Regions from separate parts of the Homo sapiens genome. Here region 2 is linked to region 1. Evidence: chromatin loops called from intact Hi-C (ENCODE). Cell type or tissue: PC-3. All regions are shown on one strand. Links, peaks and the distances in the headings refer to the core of each region. The heading gives the core; the rest is flanking DNA. Region 1 overlaps HERC3 (HECT and RLD domain containing E3 ubiquitin protein ligase 3). Region 2 has its middle 16 kb from the start of PIGY-DT.

Region 1 (2,911 bases), core at 175-2,674:
ATGTAGAATTTTCTTACTCCATGATGAGGAAGGTTGAGCATGTCATTATTTTTAAAATACATATATTTGATTTAAACACAATCCCCCCTAAAATCCCACTGTAAACAAACATTTCGAATGTGATAAAGTTTCATAATAAAGAACGTCCTTAAATCTTAGCAATTAGGGAAGAGGAAAAAAAATCTGAGTAAAAATTTTGCAATTTAAATAAAAATTGAAAAAAAGGCTGCATGCATCCACTAGAAGGAGAGGAGAGGAAGGGAGCACTGAGTCAAGTAACAGAGAATGGGATAAAATAAAGAAGAAACGAAAGGAAAATCAGGGAGGACACAGGGTACGAAAAGGAGAAAATAAGGGAAGGGAGGAAGGAGAAAATGGTAGAGGACATAAGGTGATAGAAAAAGGGAAAGTAAATTTATTATTTCTACTTTTCTTGGACAATATAGAGACTCAAAATAGTTAATGCAACTTGCTCCAAAAGCGAGAGTGCAAGAGGTGGTGGGTCTATCAATTAACCTTATTGTCAAAGGGACAAGGATGAGCAAGAAAAAATTAGGCTCAGCTGCAACGAATGCTAAGCTGCTCTGCACATCTTTTAAAAGGTCTAGGAAATAGGCACAGCCATGGGAAAGTTGCTATTCCCTCAAGAACTTTTTAAAAGCAAGATATGTTTATATAGGCTCCCATAAATTCTTAGGAGTTCTGCCAAAATAATGGACCCAGACTCAGCTTTTTGGAATTGGGAGTTTCTGAAGCAGTCCTTTCCTCCTTTGGGTTAAAGGAGGGCTGCAACAAGCCAGAGGCATTTCCAAGTGTACAGAGGAAGGTGATGTTCTCGCATGCGCAGATAAAAAAGGACAGGTCAGTCTAAATCATTCTTATAGAGGAATGAGAAGTTAAGAGAAGGACAAGGAAGCACTGTGAGAAAACATCAGGGCTGAGAGAGACATTTGGGAAATTAAAGTTTAAAAATCCACTGCCATTTCATCCAGCAGAGTGCAACACATTCACAAGTGCAAGGAATACTGGGTAGTTTGGTTTAAAACAAAAACAAAAACACCTCCCATACAAGGGCCAATTTTTCACCCCATCCCCAACCTCTAATTTTTCAAAAAGGTTGTTTACTGCTATACAATCCCAGAAACACATCAACCAGGCTCAGTATTTAAAAGTCCCAACCCACTTAGACAATAAAAAAATAGAAATCACTCCCCATGATTTTCTGTATAGGCCTCAATGTGGACACTGAGGAACGAAGGGAAATACTGGACAAGCTGAGAAGCCTCAGGCCAAACTAAACCCTTCATAGTTGTCAAGGGCCTGGGTCAGCCGGGCACTCAGAATCTCTTTGCTGCTGTACTTGGGGAGGTCAAGAAGGTTGTAGCAAGTGTGGGCCACCGGCAAGTACTCCTCCCCGCTGGCTGTGGACTGGATGACAATCTGCAGACTGGCCATGCCGTAGATGGGAATCCGATCGCTGCCTGTCAGGAACACTGGGGAGAACGAGAAATGGCATTAGCAGCTAAGCAAACGGAAAATGGATCTCAGAGATCCTTCTGGCAACAGGAGAGGAAGGCATGACACCCTGTGGCTTGCATGAGAAGTACAATTACATTTATGTGCCAATATGCATCCTGTGGAATGAAAATTAGATGCCGTTAAGAAAAAAAAAAGGCCTCAATCAAATGTACACCCTCACAAATGTTAGATTTCACAAAATCAAAGAGGGAAGGAATTGCTGTCATAGGAAAAGAGGAGCTGATCTTAAGGGGAAAACAGAAGAAGACTGAAGTCTCTGACCTCAGGGTCTCCTCTCACCTCAAGTGCCTGATGCCTGTACCACCTTGTCTACGGAATTCCATTTAGGATCTATTTGCTCTCCTTTCCACGTCTCCATTTTTCTTAAACCCGAAGAGCTGACCCAAACATTATGTTAGACATTGCACTCTTGTGACATGCACTGTGACTTGGCAAAAGAGAGAGAGGGAGACAGACAGAGAAAGACAGCTCCTTGTTTTCTAGTGCTGAACAACACTCTCATAGTTGAATTGCTGGAAATTACTATAAGAAAATCATTAGTTAAGAAGCACTTTCAAATAACCTGCCATTCCCTGAGGCTGTGATACATAAAGTTTCTTGCCAAAAATCTCCAGAGTTAACAAACATTTCTGTAAGTCTAATGAACAGAAAGTGCCATTTTCTAGGGAAATTCCAGGACCATGAGCAGGCATCTCTTGAATGTCACAGCCCTACAAGCTCACTTGGCAAACCTTAACCTGTCATTCAGCTCTTCCACTACTGCTTCTCAATAGCCAATGCAGCCAGGCAGAGGAGAAGTGGTCCCTCTTTTTAAGAATTCTTGTGTAAGATCTCCACTTCCTCTCATCCTTGCTCCCATGTGAGCAGCAGAACCTGTTAAGTCCTACATTAATACTAATATATGCTCCATCTTATAAAGCAAAATAGACTGCCTATCAAACCCTGTGCTTTGATTTTACATGACTAAAATTCCATACTATGCACTAGCTAATTTCTGACGCTGATTACACACAGACACAAACTGAGAAATATTTCAACCATTTTTAAAAGGCTGAATTTGTTCATGTAAATTAGAATTCATTCTCCTTTCCAAAGGTATTATTACCCTTCTCAAATGTCATTCAGCCAGCCACAAAGGTCTACATATTATATGATTCAATTTGCATGAAATATCCAGAATAGGCAAATCCATAGAGACAGAAAGACTGGTGGGGGAGCTGGGAAGAAATGGAGAATGACTGCTAATAGGTATGGGGTTTCTTTTTTGAGGTTATGAATGTATTCTACAATTGACTGTGTGTTAGTTTCACAACTGTGTGTATACTGAAATATACACTTTAAATGAGTATGGTATATAAATTATAGCCCAATA
Region 2 (2,911 bases), core at 224-2,723, 170 kb after region 1:
TTCTTGTCTATAAAGTATTTTATTTCTCCTTCACTTATGAAGCTTAGTTTGGCTGGATATGAAATTCTGGATTGAAAATTTTTTTAAGAATGTTGAATATTGGCTCCCACTCTCTTCTGGCTTATAGAGTTTCTGCCGAGAGATCTGCTGTTAGTCTGATGGGCTTCCCTTGTGGGTAACCCGACCTTTCTCTCTGGCTGCCCTTAACATTTTTTCCTTCATTTCAACCTTGGTGAATCTGACAATTATGTGTCTTGGGGTTGCTCTTCTCAAGGAGTATCTTTGTGGTGTTCTCTGTATTTTCTGAATTTGAATGCTGGCCTGCCTTCCTAGGTGAGGGAAGTTCTCCTTGATAATATCCTGAAGAGTGTTTTCTAACTTGGTTCCATTCTCCCTGTCACTTTCAGGTACACCAGTCAAACGTAGATTTGGTCTTTTCACATAGTCCCATATTTCTCGGATGCTTTGTTCATTTCTTTCTACTTTTTTTCTCTAAACTTGTCTTCTCACTTTATTTCATTAATTTGATCTTCAATCACTGATATCTTTTCTTCCACTTGATCAAATTGGCTATTGAAGCTTGTTGTGTGTGTCACGAAGTTCTCGCACTGTGGTTTTCAGCTCCATCAGGTCATTTAAGGTCTTCTCTACACTACACTGTTTATTCTAGTTAGCCATTCGTCTAACCTTTTTTCAAGATTTTTAACCTCCTTGTGATGGGTTAGAACATGCTCTTTTAGCTCAGAGAAGTTTGTTATTACCAATCTTCTGAAGCCTACTTCTGTCAACTCATCAAAGTCATTCTCTGTCCAGTTTTGTTCTGTTGCTGGCAAGAAGCTGCGATCCTTTGGAGGAGAAGAGGTGCTCTGGTTTTTAGAATTTTCAGCTTTTCTGCTCTGGTTTCTCCCCATTTTTGTGGTTTTATCTACCTTTGGTCTTTGTTGTTGGTGACCTACAGATAGAGTTTTGGTGTGGATGTCCTTTTTGTTGATGTTGATGCTATTCCTTTCTGTTTGTTAGTTTTTCCTTCTAACAGTCAGGGCCCTCAGCTATAGTTCTGTTGGAGTTTGCTGGAGGTTCACTCCAGACCCTGTTTTCCTGGGTATCACCAGCGGAAGCTGCAGAACAGGAAATATTGCAGAACAGCAAATATTGCTGCCTGATCCTTCCTCTGGAAGCTTCGTCCCAGAGGGTCACCTGCCTGTATGAGGTGTCTGTCGCCCCCTACTGGGAGGTGTCTCCCAGTCAGGCAACACAAGAGTCAGGGACCCACTTGAGGAGGCAGTCTGTCCATTCTCAGAGCTCAAACGCCGTGCCACTGCTCTCTTCAGAGCTGTCAGACAGGGACGTTTAAGTCTGCAGAACTTGTCTGCTGCCTTTTGTTCAGCTATGCCCTGCCCACAGAGGTGGAGTCTATAGAGGTGGTAGGCCTTGCTGAGCTGCAGTGGGCTCTGCCCAGTTCAAGCTTCCTGGCTGCTTTGTTTACCTACTCAAGCCTCAGCAATAGTGGATGCCCCTCTCCCCCCGAGGCTGCAGCCTCGCAGGTTGATTTCAGACTGCTGTGCTAGCAGTGAGCAAGGCTCTGTGGGCATGGGACCCGCAGAGCCAGGCACGGGAGGGAATCTCCTGGTCTGCCGGTTGCTAAGACCATGGGAAAAGCACAGTATTTGGGCGAGAGTGTACTGTTTTTCCAGGTACAGTCTGTCATGGCTTCCCTTGGCTAGGAAAGGGAAATCCCCTGACACCTTGCGCTTCCCAGGTGAGGCGATGCCCCACACTGCTTTGGCTCGCCCTCTGTGTGTTGCACCCACTGCCCAACCAGTCCCAATGAGATGAACCAGGTATCTCAGTTGGAAATGCAGAAATCACCTGTCTTCTGCATCAATCACACTGGGAGTTGCAGACTGGATCTGTTCCTATTTGGCCATCTTGGAAGCAAGTGGAGATAGGACTTTTAAAGAGGTATGAAATGACAGTAAAATGAGGTTATGGTGGGTGGATCCTGATTCAATATGACAGATGTCTTATAAAAAGAGGAAATTGGGCCGGGCATGGTGGCTCACGCCTGTAATCCCAGCACTTTGGGAGGCCGAGGCGGGCAGATCACGAGGTCAGGAGATCAAGACCATCCTGGCTAACACGGTGAAACCCCATCTCTACTAAAAATACAAAAAATTAGCTAGGCATGGTGGCGTGCACCTGTAGTCCCAGCTACTCGGGAGGCTGAGGCAGGAGAATAGCGTGAACCCAGGAGGCAGAGCTTGCAGTGAGCGGAGATCGCACCACTGCACTCCAGCCTGGGTGACAGAGCGAGACTTCGTCAAAAAAAAAAAAAAAAAAGAGGAAATTGGGACACAGACATGTACAGAGAGATGACCATGTGAAGTCAACAGAGAGACAGCCATCTATAAGCCAAGGAGAGAGGCTTAGAAGAAACCAAACCTGCCAACACGTTGATACCTAGCCTCAAGAATTGTCAGAAAACAAATTCTGTTGTTCAAGCCATCCAGTCTGTGGTACTTTGTTATAGCAGGCCTAGCAAACTAATAGGCAGCTATTGCCACGATACTCCATGGTGTACAGTGTCATCTCAAAGAGCATTGCAGTGTGAAAGAGGTCTTTAGCAACTGAATCTAGTGAGAGAAGGAAATGTTGTACTCCAAACTGCATGGTTCCTTTACTGCGATGCAAAACCATTTGAAAGAATAGTTTAAGAACCTCCCATTTATTGTGTTAGATTTCTAACTCCAGAAAACAAGTAAATATCCATTGATTCACCTGTACCATTTCAATATAGTTCTCCCTTAAAGAATATGTGGGTCAAACAAAGAGGCTGAGAGTAAGGACTCACAGATTTAACACCAACATAAACCTATTTTTGATTGTAAAGTATGGCTAATAACATAGGACA

Evidence for each region. A loop is a pair of places that touch in the nucleus more often than their neighbours do. Peaks named below come from ENCODE experiments on the same cell type or tissue, not always from the same donor. Only the 100,000 strongest peaks of a DNase experiment are listed, where the experiment ranks them.
Region 2: it touches region 1 in a loop (10-fold over the local background); 2 of 110 quality-filtered maps call a loop at or near these places.

What each region holds. Positions count from the first base shown.
Region 1 is chr4:88,705,334-88,708,244 of GRCh38, reverse strand. It overlaps HERC3 (HECT and RLD domain containing E3 ubiquitin protein ligase 3), which reads right to left. Exons shown (of 26, transcript NM_014606.3): 26 at 1-1,493. The coding sequence ends at 1,285. Among named protein-coding and RNA genes, the nearest start is that of FAM13A-AS1, 3.0 kb to the left of the region's middle. In PC-3, for the core only: a CTCF peak has its summit at 1,581; a DNase peak (open chromatin) is centred at 1,554; H3K4me3 peaks cover 299 bases.
Region 2 is chr4:88,537,975-88,540,885 of GRCh38, reverse strand. It overlaps a transcript of HERC3 not described here. Among named protein-coding and RNA genes, the nearest start is that of PIGY-DT, 16 kb to the right of the region's middle. In PC-3, for the core only: CTCF peaks have their summits at 1,037 and 1,238 (motif pointing left); a DNase peak (open chromatin) is centred at 1,235.